Linked DNA regions of Homo sapiens: region 1 is linked to region 2. The links are chromatin loops, found by intact Hi-C in ENCODE. Cell type or tissue: Caco-2. All regions are shown on one strand.

Region 1 (8,000 bases), 66 kb before region 2:
CATGACCTCCCAAAGGTCAAGGGATTACAGGTGTGAGCCACCACACCTGGCCTTCTGCTTCCTTTTAATGCTTAGTAAACACTATTTTCCATCCCTACAGTGATTTTTTTTTCAAAATGTCATATATGTTGACTCATATAGTATGTAAAATTTTGAGTCTAGATACTGTCAAATAGCATAAAACATTTGAGATTCATTCATTTATACATAAATAGTTTGTTCCCTTTATTTGCTGAGTAATATTCCATTTTTGGATATATCACCACTTATTTCTCCATCCCCTAGTGATACGTTTTGGACATTTGTCCCCTCCAAATCTCGTATTGAAATGTGATTCCCAGTGTAGGAGGTGGGGCCTAGTGGGACATGTTTGGGTCATGTTGGTGGATCCCTTGTGAATGGGTTGGTGCCTTCCCTGTGAGTTCTTGTTCTACTCCTTCACATGAGATCTGGTTGTTTAACAGTGTAGCACCACCCCCTCCTCTCTCTTGGTCCTGTTGCCATATGGCCAGTTCCCCTTCCCCTTCTACCAAAATTGAAAGCTTCCTGAGGTGCTAACCAGAAGCAGTTACTGGCACCATGCTTCTTGCACAGCCTGCAGAACTACGAGCCAAGTAAACTTCTCTTCTTTATAAAATACCCAGACCCAGGTATACCTTTATAGCAATACAAAGAAAACTAACACACCTAGTTAAGGAACACTGGCTTATTTACAGATTTTGGTGATTTTGAATAAAGCTCTTGAACAGGATACAAAATCCATCCTGTATTTATTTTATACATTTCATTTTTATAAATGACCAAACAAATGAACTAAAGAAAACTAGAATTGGTTAGGATTAGATCATTTCCTAATGATATTCCCTAAAATAGTTTTGGAAGCAAATAAAAGGCTTACATTTTATGTGGGTAAATATTTAGAAATAGAATTTCTGGGTCATATGTTAAGAGTATGTTTAAATTTATATTAAATTTTTAAACTATTTTCAAAAGTGTATCTCTATCAGCAATGTATGAAAGTTCTATTTGTTACCCATACTATTTAGCTCTTGGTTTTGTTAGTCTTGTTGTTTTAGCTGGCAATATATCTATTTAGGTTTACACTATATGCTGTGTTTCACCTCATTTACATTATAGTGTCAGATTTCAAAACCTTTTCTTTGCTGTTTGCTTCTGCCCCGTTATACTCCTTGCAGGTGTTTGTGACTTAGGTGTTAGTGTAGATTATAGTTCAATTCACAAAGCCTTTGTTATGTTTCTCAGAGGCATTACATGCATACATAGAGTTTGAGGATGACCGTGAGGCTTGTATAGGTTCATACCCAGAATTAGAAGATCCTCTTCTCTATATGTCTCTTCTCCAGGATATCCTTCACACTTGTAGGCTCACAGAGTCCTTTTTTCCAGTTTCACTGGCAAGTGAGATGTTCTTTTAGCATTTTAACCTTCCATATTACTGCACAGTTTTACCTGCTGAACCCATCTTTGGTGAAGTATTTAAAAAGAGAGAGAGAAATAACAATAATTATTTCAATCGTTTTTGCCCCATTGGGACTCTTTTTCTTATTTCTCTACACAGAGAAATTATTTTCTCTTGAATTTTAGATACGAAGCTACCTCCTCTGCAACTGTGCAGATCGACGACCTTGGGAAGAAAGTGGTAGAGAAAAGAGAGAGAGGGAGAGGAAGAGATAGCAAGAGATAGAGAAACAGAAGGGATTTCCTCCATACTTATCAGCTCACAAAGTCTCTTTTTCCCAGTTATCCAGGCAGGAGGATGGATTTCCCTAGGATGCTTTGATGTTTAGGCCTGTAGCTAAGTTTCTCAATTTGGGCCTGCCCTCAAGTCAAAGGCGAGAGGGCGGGGTGGGGCGGAGGCAGGGGCGGGGCGAGGGGGAGAAGTGGGGCTAGCAGGAAATACTGCAATTGTAAGTTGACTTCCCTCTAGAATCAGCCTGTTCCAATTGATTTACAGAGTTGCTTTCTGTATTTTCTCCCACATGGGCTGTAGTGGGCTTCTTCTCTCTTGGCTGTTACTGGAAGGTCTGGATCCTCTGTCCAACCAAGTTCACTGTAGACAGCATCTTCCTGCTACAGTCTAGGTACCGTCTTACCATGGCACAACATAGCATCTAGAACCAAGGAGAAGTGTCGGGAGTGGCCTGGGAAAAAGTATAACCTTCTCAGGTATTGGTGTGGAAGAAGAAAAACTCTTTATTTCAACTGCTCCGCTTAGGTTCTGGGATTCAGTTTCTCTACCCTAAAACAGCCATTTTAAAAACATGTTTTAAGTGTTTAATTTTTCTTTAATTCCAAAACTAGCTGACCAATAAATTAGCTTTCCATTATTTGATATTTGCTACAATTATATATGTTTTAAAGCTGGATTAAAAAATTAACTGAAATTAATAACCAATATAAAATTTTATAGTAATTTAGGAAACATGTAAATATGCTTTATGCCTAAATAAAGAATATGAAATTAAATTAGTTTGCCAATATCACCATTTACTGGGAATGTGTCAGGAGCTAAAGGTGAATACATGATAAATGAGCTCAGATGAAGCATTTATTTCCTGCAAACTTATCTGAGAAGTCCTCTAATATGTTTGCTTGTGTCCCCACCCAAATCTCACATTGAACAGCAGTTCTCATAATCCCCACATCATGGGATGAACCTGATGGGAGGTAATTGAATCATGGGGGTGGTTACCTCCATGCTGTTCTCATGATAGTGAGTTCTCATGAGATCTGATAATTTTATAAGGAGCTTTTCTCCAGCTTTCACTCTGCCCTTCTCCTTGCTGCTGCCATGTGAAGAAGGATGTGTTTTCTTCTCCTTCTGCCATGATTGTAAGTTTCCTGATGCCTCTCCAGCCATGCTGAACTTTGAATCAATTAAACCTTTTTCCTTTATAAATTACCCAGTCTTTGGTATGTCTTTATTAGCAGCATGAGAACAAACTAATATAGTATATTGGTACTGGGAGTGGGGCACTGCTGTAAAGATACCCAAAAATGTGGAAGCAACTTTGAAACTGGGTAACAGGCAGAGGTTAGAACAGTTTGGAGGGCTCAGAAGAAGACAGGAAAATGCTGGAAACTTTGGAGCTTCCAAGAGATTTGGAGGGCTCAGAAGATGGGAAGATGTGGGAAAGTTTGAAACTTCCTAGAGACTTATTGAATGCCTTTTCCCAAAATGCTGACAGTGACATGGACAATAATGTCCAGGCTGAGATGGTCTCAGATGGAGATGAGGAACTTTTTGGGAACTTGAATAGAAGTGACTCTTGTTATGCTTTAGCAAAAAGACTGGCAGCATTTTGCCCCTACCCTAGAGATATTTGGGGCTTTGAACTTGAGAGAGATGATTTAGGGTATCTGGCAGAATGATTTAGGGTAACAACAGAAGAGTTTGAAATACCATTCACATATCTAAACAGATTTTTATTGCACAAAAGTACACCATCTTTTGAAGTGAAGAAGTTATGGGAGAAAGATAATACCATTGGCATTATCATTTTGATAGCCATTGACACCAGCATCCTGATGTGTGGAGGAAACCATTTGTTCATCAGTCAAATGATTTCATGAGAATCATACTTGTGTGACCTTGGAAAGGGGTCCTGATCCAGACCCCAAGAGAGGGTTCTTGGACCCCACGAAAAATTTGAGGTGAATTCATAGAGTAAAGTAAAGCAAGTTCATTGAGAAAATAAAGAGTGGCTATTCCATAAACAGAGCAGCCCCAAGGGCTGCTGTTTGCCCATTTTTTATGGTTATGGTTATTTCTTGATTATATGCTAAACAAGGGGTGAACTATTCATGAGTTTTCTGGCAAAGGGGTGGTCAATTACCAGAACTAAGGGTTCCTCCCCTTTTTAGACTATATTTGGTAACTTCCTGCCATTGTCATGGCATTTGTAGATTGTCATGACGCTGGTGGGAGTGCCATTTAGTATATTAATGCATTACGATTAGCATATCACGAGCAGTGAGATTGACCAGAGGTCACTTTCATGGCCATTTTGTTTTTGGTGGGTTCGGGCCACAGGTTCTTTACTGCAACCTGCTTTATCAGCAAGGTCTTTATGACCTGTATCTTGTGCCAGCCTCCTATGTCATCCTGTGACTTAGAATGCCTAACTTACTGGGAATGCAGCCCAGCACGACTCAGCCTTATTTTATTCAGCCCCTATTCAAGATGGAGTTGCTCTGGTTCAAATGTCTCTGACAACTTGTAAACAGAAAAGTATCTGAGACAGGTCTCAATCAATTTAGAAGTTTATTTTGCCAAAGTTAAGAACAATGCCCAGAAGAAATAAACAAGGGATCACAGAAACAGTCTATGGTCTGTGCCTTTCTTCAAAGATAATTTTGAGGGCTTTAATATTTAAAAGGGAAGAGTGGGTTGGAGGGGAAAGAGGGAGGGTAGGGCAATCCACATCTTGCAAGGGAAAAGAAACAGGTAGGGGAATAGTCAATTATGCATTAGTCTTACACTCAATATATATGCACTTTACATAAGATAAGGTGAATCTGTGGAGATATTTAAACTTTTTTCTGTAGCTGTCTACTGAGGAACAAAAGGAAAGGCATTTTCTTGCATGACTCAGCTTTCAGCTTAATGTTTTACTTTTGGCATAATGAATTGGGATCTCAAGTTTTTATTTTCCTTTCACACACTTAATGTCTCTGAAGCTTGGCTTCTTTGCCTGAAAAAGAAGGTCGCTTATAGTAGTACCTATCCTCAAAGGATTATTAGGATTAAATGAGATAACGCATGAAAAAAGATCAAGCAAAATTTTTGGCAGAGAGAGCACTATAAACATTAACTCTTTTATTTGAGTGAATAGCACTATAATGTACAAACTCAAAGTTATGCCAGTCTCTAGAAGCTACAGAGAGTTCTATCACAGTGATGTATACAGAAGCCAACAAGTTGATGATTCTGTGAAGACAGAATTTCCTGATGGCCTTGTTGGGACTCAGAAAATAATATCTGAAAGCATGACACCTTGGCAGGCAGAGTACTTTGAACTAAAGATTGGAAGGCTTCAGAAGCAGCCTCAGAACCAGTGTCTCTCGGACCTTCTCTACTCTCCTGTTTCTCATTCCTCTTTTCTTCTGAGCACAGGGAGGGGCTTTCTGTGATGTTCCCTTATCTGACTACAGACAGAAGAAATGCAATTGTCATGAGTCTGCACCCTAGTAATCCATTACCCACAAAAGATTAACTGTATCACAGAAGAAGAGACTGAAATTTGACACCACCCGGACTATCACCTGTTCTTTGGAGAGCCCATTGATTTTTCTCCAAAATTATTCACTCTCCCTTAAGTTGCCTACATCTCCCCTCCAGTCTCCCCTACAAAGAGTGTATGCAGCTTTTAGGTCTCAGTGGCTTTTGGGGTACACACTTCTTTCCTTTGATGATGCCCCATGCATGTAATAAATGTGTTTGCCTTTTCTGTTGTTAATCTGTTTACTGTCAGTTTATTTTATAGACTTGATTATCAACTTCAGAGGGTAGACAGAAAAGTTTTTTTCTCCCCTACAGTCCATTACTATACACATACCGCTCGTGAAGAAATTATGTTCCTCTGTTTTTTTTAATAATGGGAATTTTCAATGAAAGAGGCTCAGAACAGGCTGGGCGCAGTGGCTCACGCCTGTAATTCCAGCACTTTGGGAGATCGAGGCAGGTGGATCACCGGAGGTCAGAAGTTCAAGACCAGTCTGGCTAACATGGCAAAACCCTGTCTCTACTAAAAATACAGAAATTAGCGGGGTGTGGTGGTGTGTGCCTGAAGTCCTACCTACTCCAGAGGCTGAGATAGGAGAATCGCTTGAACCTGGAAGGTAGAGGTTGCAGTGAGCCGAGAAAGCACCACTGTACTCCAGCCTGGGCGACAGAGCAAGACTCCATCTCAAAAAACAAACAAAAAACAAAGAGGCTCAGAACAAATAATTGAAGCTACTATTAATATAAAAATCAAAGAATCCACATCACATTTTCTGAGTACTTGGTAAATTAAAAAATGGCCACAAAAAACTACGTAAGTTTATTTGTTATTATCTGATCATGTGCTATGAACACATCTTTAGGAAAAAAGAAATTTTTTAATTTTGTATTTCAAATTCTGAGTGTTGTTTCAATTTTCTAATTTATAATCAAACTTTCTAAGCCAAATTGGGAGTAATTTTATTAAAATAATTTGTTTAGCATTTTCTAAAGTGAACAATTGGTGAAATAGATTTTTGAATAAAACTACTAAAAAAGAAGTAATTTTGTTATATGCCAATTTAAAAGAAAATATAAAAACAATTTACTTTCTTGTTTCAAATGAACAGCTAGAATTATATATGTTTGTGTATGTGTATGTGAGTATATAACTTAGTAATTATTTTAATGTTTTTTAGTATGATTTGTAACTCTTGTGCTAAAGAGAATTAAACAGTCAGTGGTCTATCTTATTTCTTTACGAAATGCAGTGCACTGTGGTTCACTGAACGACAATTAATTAAGACAGTTGCTCAACTGGCATGTTTTAGCTTCCAGTAAGATATGCAAATTAAGTATAATGTGCTATCTCATTAATTAATATTATAAATAAGAAACTTTTTTCTCTCAACTCACCTCATAATGGAAAATATATTACCTATATTTTCAGATAGATTGTGGAAAATTTCTGTATGTTCATCCATATATGTATTTTTATAGTATGTAATATTTTACATAAAATTACAAAGTATTGGCCAGGCGCGGTGGCTCAAGCCTGTAATCCCAGCACTTTGGGAGGCCAAGGCGGGCAGATCACGATGTCAGGAGATCAAGACCATCCTGGCTAACATGGTGAAACCCTGTCTCTACTAAAAATACAAAAATTAACTGGGTATGGTGGCAGGCAACTGTAGTCCCAGCTACTTGGGAGGCTGAGGCAGGAGAATGGCGTGAACCCGGGAGGTGGAGCTTGCAGTGAGCCAAGATCGCGCCACTGCACTCCAGCCTGGGTGACAGAGCGAGACTCCATCTCAAAAAAAAAAAAAAAAAAAAAAAAAAAATTACAAGGTATTAACTTTATAATGAGATGGAAAAGTATCAAACATTTATTGAGAATGAGTGAAAAAGAAGCTAGTGGGACTTGTAGTAAAGAGGCAACAAAATGTATCACTCCAGAAAAACAAAGGAGGTTTCCGGCTACTGCAGAGCTAAGAAATGCTTACACAAGAGGATAAATGTTCTGTGATTCCACTTACACGACATATCCAGAAGAGGCACATTCAGAGTAGTTTAGAGGAACCACAGATGGCAGGAGGGCAGAATGGGAGTTATTAGGTGATGATGATGATGTTGGCCTACTTATAGTTTGGTTGAAATTGGGGAAAAAAAGGTAGGAGAAAGAAAAGTGAAGTACGTAAACCCTGGTATGTTATACCAGGTAAGTTGACTTGGGTGTAGGAAGAAAATACTAGTTCCTACATTTAAATTTTAGATTTATTTAAACATAAATAAGACATTATACTTTACTAATTTTAATTCATAGAGTTTAAAAGGTGTCCTAATTCTGTCCCCTGTGTTAGGTGGTCAAATGTCCTCTATGTTCTATGAGCTACTCAGAGGCAATCATAGGGGTTCTCCAATAATAAGTAATGGTAATGATGTCCTCCCCAGTTGGTTTATCTTCAGCATAGTGTGACATAGTGCAGTAATATGCGCCTGTGAAGTGGATTTACAGATTATACCCTCCCAATTCAACCAAATGAACCCTATGAAATTATAAATTGCTTTAACTATTTATGCAAAGAGGCCATATGTTGAAGGTAATACCTACAATGCAAGTAGAGTAGGCAGCAAAACAAACAACAAGAAATATGGCAGGATGGATATGTTGGGAGGCAGGACACACCACCCCCAAAACATTACTGTGGAAAACCAGAATATGTCATCGCAACACATAGTTCTTTGGCATATTTGGAGCAGATTATTTTGAGAAACC
Region 2 (8,000 bases):
TTGCTATTGTGAACAGTGCTGCAATAAACATACATGTGCATGTGTCCTTATAGTAGAGTGATTTATAATCCTTTGGGAACACACCCAGTAATAGGATTGCTGGCTCAAATGGTATTTCTAGTTTTAGATCCTTGAGGGATTGCTATACTGTCTTCCACAATAATTGAACTAATTTACACTCCCACCAACAGTGTAAAAGCATTCTTATTTCTCCACATCCTCTCCAGCATCTGTTGTTTCCTGACTTTTTAATGATCGCCATTCTAACTGGCATGAGATGGTACCTCATTTTGGTTTTGATTTGCATTTCTCTAATGACCAGTGATGGTGAGCTTTTTTTCATATGTTTGTTGGCTGCATAAATGTATTAAACAGAAGTGAAAGAAGTGAGGTTTGGTATCGAGGAAGAGGAAACAAATCAAAGAGAGGTCAGAGGAAGAAATGGGGCAAAGACAAGGAGGAATAATGAAAACAAAACTTCATGAAAGCAAGTTAGCAAAGTAAAAAATTTGCTAATTCATGATTTTGCCGGGGATTAGCTTTGTGTTAAGTCAATAAAATAAACTTGTTGGTCAGAACTTGAATTTGTGTTTATTAAACCAGTGGAACCTCAATTCTTCCTGCTCATGATTGTGATGGTGGTGAAATGAAAGTGTGTCTATAAAGCACTATCTACTCTAAGACATTAACCACGTTTTACTTAATAATAATGAGGATGGTGAGGATGAGGCTGATAGAACTTGATCCATAGAGCTAAATGAAGGTAGCCACTATTTGTTCATTCAGGCACACTGCATATGGTGGAAACAATAGCTCGTTCAGGTTAAGTGACAGCTGAAAATTCTGACTCCTGTAGTGAGAGCAACGTGTTTTAAATCTGAGGTGCAAACTGTTTGTTTACATATGACTAGCTAGCCCAATGCATAGCAGCTATAGGTGGGAAAAGCCGAATATTTCAAGAATAATGTGCTGATCCTGAGGAATTTGTTCTTGACTTTTAGGCATACCACAAGATATTGTAATTATTATTCATTCATTCACTACCAATGGTGGGTGTCTGGATGGTTAACTGGTTTCTTTTCCAGCCCTTAGGAAATACTGGGGATTAGGCAGCATTATGCCCCAGACTCCTGCATGCTTTGAGGAGAATGTTAGTAATAGTCTAGTGGAACAGGGATTTTTCTTTTTAATGAAAATTAAGTCTGTGTCAGGAAAGAAAGGATAGATGAGAAAGATCAAGACAGAAAGCAGCTATCCCTTAAGGACACCAATCTTAAAATGACAATGACAGAAGAATGGTGAGCATAAAATGATTATAATGTAACTAAATTATTAAAGTAAATTTATTTCTACTAAGGAAAGGTTTTTTATTGCATTAAAATAAATGAGAAAGTAACATTGGCCTTTATTCCTCTAAATCAAGGCACTGTACTTAACAACGGATACTATTTCAGTATGTTTACTATTTTAATAATTTTTTATTAATAATTTCACAGGAATACACTTTCTTTAACAAAAATATTGTATATTTTAGCAAAGCATATATTATTATAAGTACAGGTAAAAAGGTACTTTTTGAAGTCTTAATTTTTTCTTTAATGAAAATATTTTTGAAAAATCTACAATAAAACCTCACAACTTGTAGTCCATAAAAGTACTTTTTAAAATATGTGTATGATTTACCCAAAAGTTTGAAATAGTTATCAGTGATAACAAATGTGTATTTTTATGAATGTAAAATAATGTATTAAGAGAGAAATTTCTATCTCTGTTTAGATGAAATGCTTTTCCCTACCATGTCTTCAGGAGTTGTCAGACTTTCATGTCTAATTTGTATCCTTATTGAACATTTTGGTGCCACGTGGGTAGCTTCTCAATGGTGAAGCTTTTTGGCTCTGCAATGTTCAGCCTTAAAATACGGTTTTACCTGAATCATCTCAGAGAAGCTCTTTATTTAGCTTATCTTGGTATCACTCTCTGTCCCTCACCCCCAAAACACACACAGAGTTTAATTTCTGACAGATTCTTTTATGGATGCTATTGGGCAGCAGTGGACCCTCTAGGTGAAAGTGGTGATTTAAATCAGGCCTGTGTCAGGGTAGCATGGCTGGATTCGCTGTGGAACCATGATTCATTTCAGCTGGTGTCCACAAGGATGTCTCAGCATTCATGATGCAGCAGCGACACTCCTAAATTGCTGTGATGCACAGTCTCTGAAAATCAAAAAGGAGAAATTACAGTTATATAAAGTGGAAAGTTAAACACTGCTGGTCCTTCATGTCCACAGTCCATTTTTGCTGATTTAAGGCAAATATTGTTTAACTCACAAGGTTCTGTTGACACTAGCTGTTTTCATTATTTTAACTCAGCTTTTTACTTAAAAAACAAAAGTGTACCACATGGTTAAAATCATTTTGTACTAAGACTATTTTCCATTTAAGATCCCTTCCCCTCCCACTCCAGTTAAAATCTAAAAATAAAATAAAACCATAGTTTTGTTAAAGGGGGGGTAAACATTAATGAAAAAAATGTTAATTTGGGGTTAGCATAATTAATATTTGTAAGCAGGTGTTTTAAAAGTCTCTGAAAAGAGTTATATATTCCTGCATATATTAGTTAGCATACTTCTAAAATATCTTTTGGTATATTGCAAGCTACAGTCTTTTTTAGTGACCACAATACCAGGCAAATAGAGGCCAAATTAATTCCCTTTTGTGGTACTATTAATATTCTGTTAGGTTTGAATATCTAAATGCTGACAGAAAAACCACAGCAACAACAACAGACAATAGTTCTATCTTGCAGATTTGACATGGCCAAGTGTATTTTAATAAAATAACAACAAGATTGTCAAGTTGTTGGTTGAATGATTTTGATCATAATAATTGCAAGACTTAAAACTCTGACACATGATGCACAGAAGAGGAAAAGGAAGGTGGGGAGGTGGGGAAGAATATCTGTTTCACATGTCTAAATGGCTATAATGTGAAAAAGAGATTTTTTCATCGGAAGAAACTGGAATCACTTATAAAATTGACAAAATAGAGATTTCAGGAACCTATCCCAGAACTATTGAATAAAAAGAATTAGGGGTGTCTCCTGAAAATCTGCATTTTAAAAATATCTCCAGGTAAGTATAATTAGACAGCCAAAATTGGGAACCCCCGTTTATGTAATTCATAATAGAATCAGAATAAATCAGTGTTAGCTCCCTGGGAACAGAAACAGGAATTAAATGAATTTTCATCCTTTTTGTCCTATATAATGCCTGTCACATAATAGTTACTGAAATATTTGTTAGATGAATGAATGAAGATACTGGGAGGCATGTTTCATTCAAACGTAATGAAAAGGTATTTTGTCAGCTAGAATTGTCGTTTCTCGTGCCTGCAGCTGTTAAAGCAATGACTAGATTACTTATTGGTGTTGCTGGTATCAGAAAAGTGCAGGGACTGACATATAGTAAGCACTCAAGAAATGCTTCACAAATTAATGCATAAACTAAATGTGAGTTTATTACTCCAAGCATTTCTTGATCAAATTAAGTGACTATGAAACAGATGAGTGGTAGAATTATAATCAGATTAATAAGAACAAATGAGCTTATGAATAACTCATTCTATAAGAGAACATAGATATAATTAAACAACTTTTGGCATTTCTCAAAAACGACAGATCTTCTACTTTAGTGGTATACAAACACCTCTAAGATCCATAAGTTTAAATGCCAAATCCACTCTTGATTCTTCAGCAACATTTTTGACCCAAATTAATCACTCCCAACATTGTACCATTCAAACTACCTTGCATTTACCTTTCTTTTACCATTTATTATTTATTTGAGAATGTATTTGTTTTTCTCTTGTAAAATCTACCTTCCTTGAGAACAAGGGCGCTATCATTTTGCCCTCCTCCAACCTCCTCCCAATGATAGGTCTGTTTGACTTGGTAGTTGTTAACTGTTGTGCCTGAGCTATGTTGTTCATTGTGCCAGTGTATGGAGCACTTTTAGTAACTTGACAATTCTCTTGACTATCAATCAATGTTAAAGTTCTGCTGTTGCTTATCAGGCACTAAAATTGTATGCTGATTTAAAGACAAAAATCCAATTATACATGAATATTTTATGTCTGATTCTTTACCTCATTACAGCACATGGATCTTATTACTTTTTCTTCTTTGGGCAGAGAGGAGTAGCCAGCTGCATGGTTAGTTTTCTTTCTTTTTGTTCCTCAAGATTTTCTTGTTTAAAAAATCTGTATCTATCTATCTATCTATCTATCTATCTATCTATCTATCCATCCATCATATACTTAGGCAGAGCTTACTACCATCTTGCACAAGATGGTTACATGATCTTCAAGTTTGTAAATGCATTTTACTTGTTCTTTCAGGTAATGGGCTTCGAATGAATTATACAATATACATTTTGACAGTTCAATTGATTTATGCACCCAGGATGATTGATTAGTGTATTATTTCAAGAATAAGGCACTCTTCATTTCACACAGCTCATTTTCACCATTGTCAGACTTTAGTCTCTTGATGGTCTAAAGGAAACGTGAGCCACTTTTTTTTTTTAAGTTTGCAGCTCCATTAGTCTCTCTGTGTACCCTTTCTTCATAGGATTGAAGACAAATATTTGGTGAATTCCTTCAAAGATACATTATCATTGTCTAAGTTTCAAGTTATCTAGGCTCTTTGATGAATGTGTGATTGGAGGCAAACTTCAGGCTGAGGTTATTGATGGCATACTAAGTAATCACACAACTTTTATAGTAGGAAGAATAGTACAGGTGGTGGCTGCTAGCTGACCAAAGAGCTCAAGCATAATCCCCCCACCCGCTTTTCCTTAGCTGACTATTCACAATATGCTCCATGTATGTGTGGTTTAGGTCTGGTAGAGACTTAGGTAGAGAATATACACAATGAGTGGGTTTTGCCATCTGTTATTTTAGTTCATGGATTTCCTCATAATCCCGTGGCTGTGGTTTGCCATGAAATCTCTAAGAATTAAAGCTGAAAACAATGAAAAAGGTACCCCCATGGGAATACCTTGTGAAGTCTTAGATTCCCCCTCTAGAATCTCCCTGCTCTGCTGCTGTTGATGCTCTAGAACCTGCAAGTAGTGTTTTATTGTACTTTGTCCAGAGTTTATATTTTGTATCTGCTGGGAGATGTGTCTGGTAGGAGTTTATTTGGTCATTTTAGTAGAACTCCCCTAGTATTTTTTCAAATATTGTTCATTAAATTTTAAAGGAGAATGGCAGCATATCAATCCTACAATTTACCCTCTGAGATCGTTTTCAAAAGAACTTGTTTAGTCTACTTTGTATAAGTAACTAAGTTTATTTCCCAACATAAATTATAAACTCAGTAATTAAAATGGGATTAACACTTAGTAATTCAGTTGAGAAGGGCAAAGTTCAGGGAAATGGTTAAGGGAGTCTCCTCACATCTAAAATAATGTGGAGTAATCTGCCAGAAGATCAGACAATTAAGGGCTGAGAATTAGAATTCATGGAATCATCAAATCTTGGTATTGGACAGTACCTTAGAACTCATTAAGCTTTGTACCTAAAACTAGAATTCCTTCCATGGTATCTCCTAACAACATAGTTATTATGGACTACAAAAGTATGCTGATAAAAATGTTAAACATGGCAATAAAGTAGATAGGAATAGTTAGCTAGAAACGTTGAAATATCACATAACTTTTCTCATACTGAGCTATTATGTAACATTTTCTATTTTATTTTAAAATTTCAAATTTCTAGGTTAGCTTTGCCATCGTACTGTTTTATAATTTTTACTGAATAACTTTCATGCTCATAGAATCAAATAATCAGGACACTTCTGGGTGAGTAATGTCATAGTCGTACATTAGAAACTAGAATTATTTTATTTTTTGGAAGGATAAGTTACAGGAGAGTCAATTAAAGCAGTTTCCTGATGACAAAATAAGAAAAACAACTTTGGATCACTTTAGTTTCTTTTATAATCCTTACAAAGTCAACTCCAAAGAGTTCCTGAAACATAAATTCTTTTAATATATTGAAAAAATTTAAAAGACAAATCTAAATGACAAAGAATTATACAATTTCTGATCATATATCAAAATAATAGTGTTAGGAAAGCATTAGCATATTTCTTGGGGGTGTTCTATATACCAACATAAAAGAACATTTGAAATGAACTTTAAAACTTACAAGCCTTTGCCCAAAACTCATTAATTCTCATCTAAAATAATTATAAACATTGGATTAGCACAGTAATCACTTAAAAACTCAATGCAAATAAACATGTGGAATTTTTTTTCAAATACCCTTAATATTTATGCAGTACACTGCTTCCAAGAACAAATATACATAGTAAATAGCTCCAACAGGGAACAGAACAATATATTGAGAACAAGAACTGAATCTAATCAGATTCATAATATGATAATTTTCAAAAGATAAACTTAATGTTGTATCCATACATTCCCTAAGGATCAGGGAGGCACTGGTGTTTTATAACAGCAAGAAATTAAAAAATAATCTGCCTGCTTAGTAAATCTTAAACAAACACCACTGCACTCCCACCCCTTCCACCATGAACATCAAGTCCTGTGAGGAAAAAATGAGCCATAAATGCAGCTAATCTCAAAATGAAGCTACTTTCTTTCTACATGATAAGAGGATGAATGTGGAAGATCCACAGTTTTCAAAATGCCAAGGTAGGGAATAGCAGCTTTATTTGTATCCTTAAAAAAACTCAGTGGCATTCTTGCATATTCCGTTCTACTACAGCGTCTGGTTCACAAAGTGAACTCAATAAAGAAGAATATAATGAATGGATTTATTACAGCTAAGTCTCCTTGAACGCTGTCTTTTATGAGAGTGGGCATACAAACTCCCTCCTTTATTATTTTCCCGAGCCAGTTTTTTCACTGAAAGTGAACCAGGTTTCACTCCGTTCTTACATGTATGTGCTCATGTGTTACCCTTTCTCGTCTGTCCCTTCAGCCTCTCCCTCTCTACTCTTTGCTCTTAGCTTACAAATATGGTCTAGTGCTGCTCATCCATAAACACCACAATCAAATTATTTTTCCAGTCTTTTTTCCATTTCCAAAAGCATAATACTTTTTTTCTTCCTTTCAAAGAGAGCCAAGCTACTTAAAAGTACAATGTACAATTTAGGTCTCTTCCTTACCTTCCTTCATTTCTCAGCACATTACAATTGGTGATTTGCCCACATCACACTCTATCTAAATGACTCTTGCCAAGGGTAGCAATCAGTGCCCACATCATCCACTCTTCCTTCTTACTGGGAAATTTTGTTTTCCCTAGGCTTCAGTTACTTTTTTTTTTTTTTTTTTTACTTTTTCATGTTCTCCTTCCTCCTACCTCTTCTGACTATTTATTCTGTCTTTTCTCAATACCTCTTGCTTACAAGCTACTGTTTTCTGAGATTCTGTCCCTGGATCTTCCTTGTCACTCTGTCAATTCAGGATAAGCCAAGTCACAACTAAATACCCCGACAGTCTCAGTGGCTTAATACAACCTTTCTTTTTTGTTCACACTATATGATCATATCAATTCGACCAAAGGTCTCCTTCCCATTGTTGTTATTCAGATCCATAGGCTTACAGAGCCTCCAATACCTGGAATACACCTAGTCACAGTGGCAAAGGGAACAGAACATGGAAAATTATGCATCAACACTTCAAAGTTTCTGTTCCAAAGAAGCGTAAATCTCTCCCTTTTTTGTTGGCTCAAGTAAGTAATGTGGTCAAACCTAACTTCAAATGAAGTGAGTAAGTATAATAGTATAATATGCAAAAAAGGGGAAACCAGAATATCTGAGAATGGCTTCAATGGCCGTTGCAGTCTCTCAGTTACGACGTAAAAATATGAAATATAAAATAAAATATGAAATAAAAATGATGGTTTCAATGAGCACATAAATGTTAATGGCTTGAAATCTTTATTTTAGGCTTATATCTCTTAATCTAATTA

What was found. Peaks named below come from ENCODE experiments on the same cell type or tissue, not always from the same donor. Only the 100,000 strongest peaks of a DNase experiment are listed, where the experiment ranks them.
Region 1: it touches region 2 in a loop (2.1-fold over the local background); 2 of 110 quality-filtered maps call a loop at or near these places.

Annotation. Positions count from the first base shown.
Region 1 is chr7:109,947,651-109,955,650 of GRCh38, reverse strand. No RefSeq gene overlaps it. Among named protein-coding and RNA genes, the nearest start is that of LINC02903, 1.1 Mb to the right of the region's middle. In Caco-2, no CTCF peak of the experiment used is centred here; no DNase peak of the experiment used is centred here.
Region 2 is chr7:109,881,534-109,889,533 of GRCh38, reverse strand. No RefSeq gene overlaps it. Among named protein-coding and RNA genes, the nearest start is that of LINC02903, 1.0 Mb to the right of the region's middle. In Caco-2, no CTCF peak of the experiment used is centred here; a DNase peak (open chromatin) is centred at 4,803.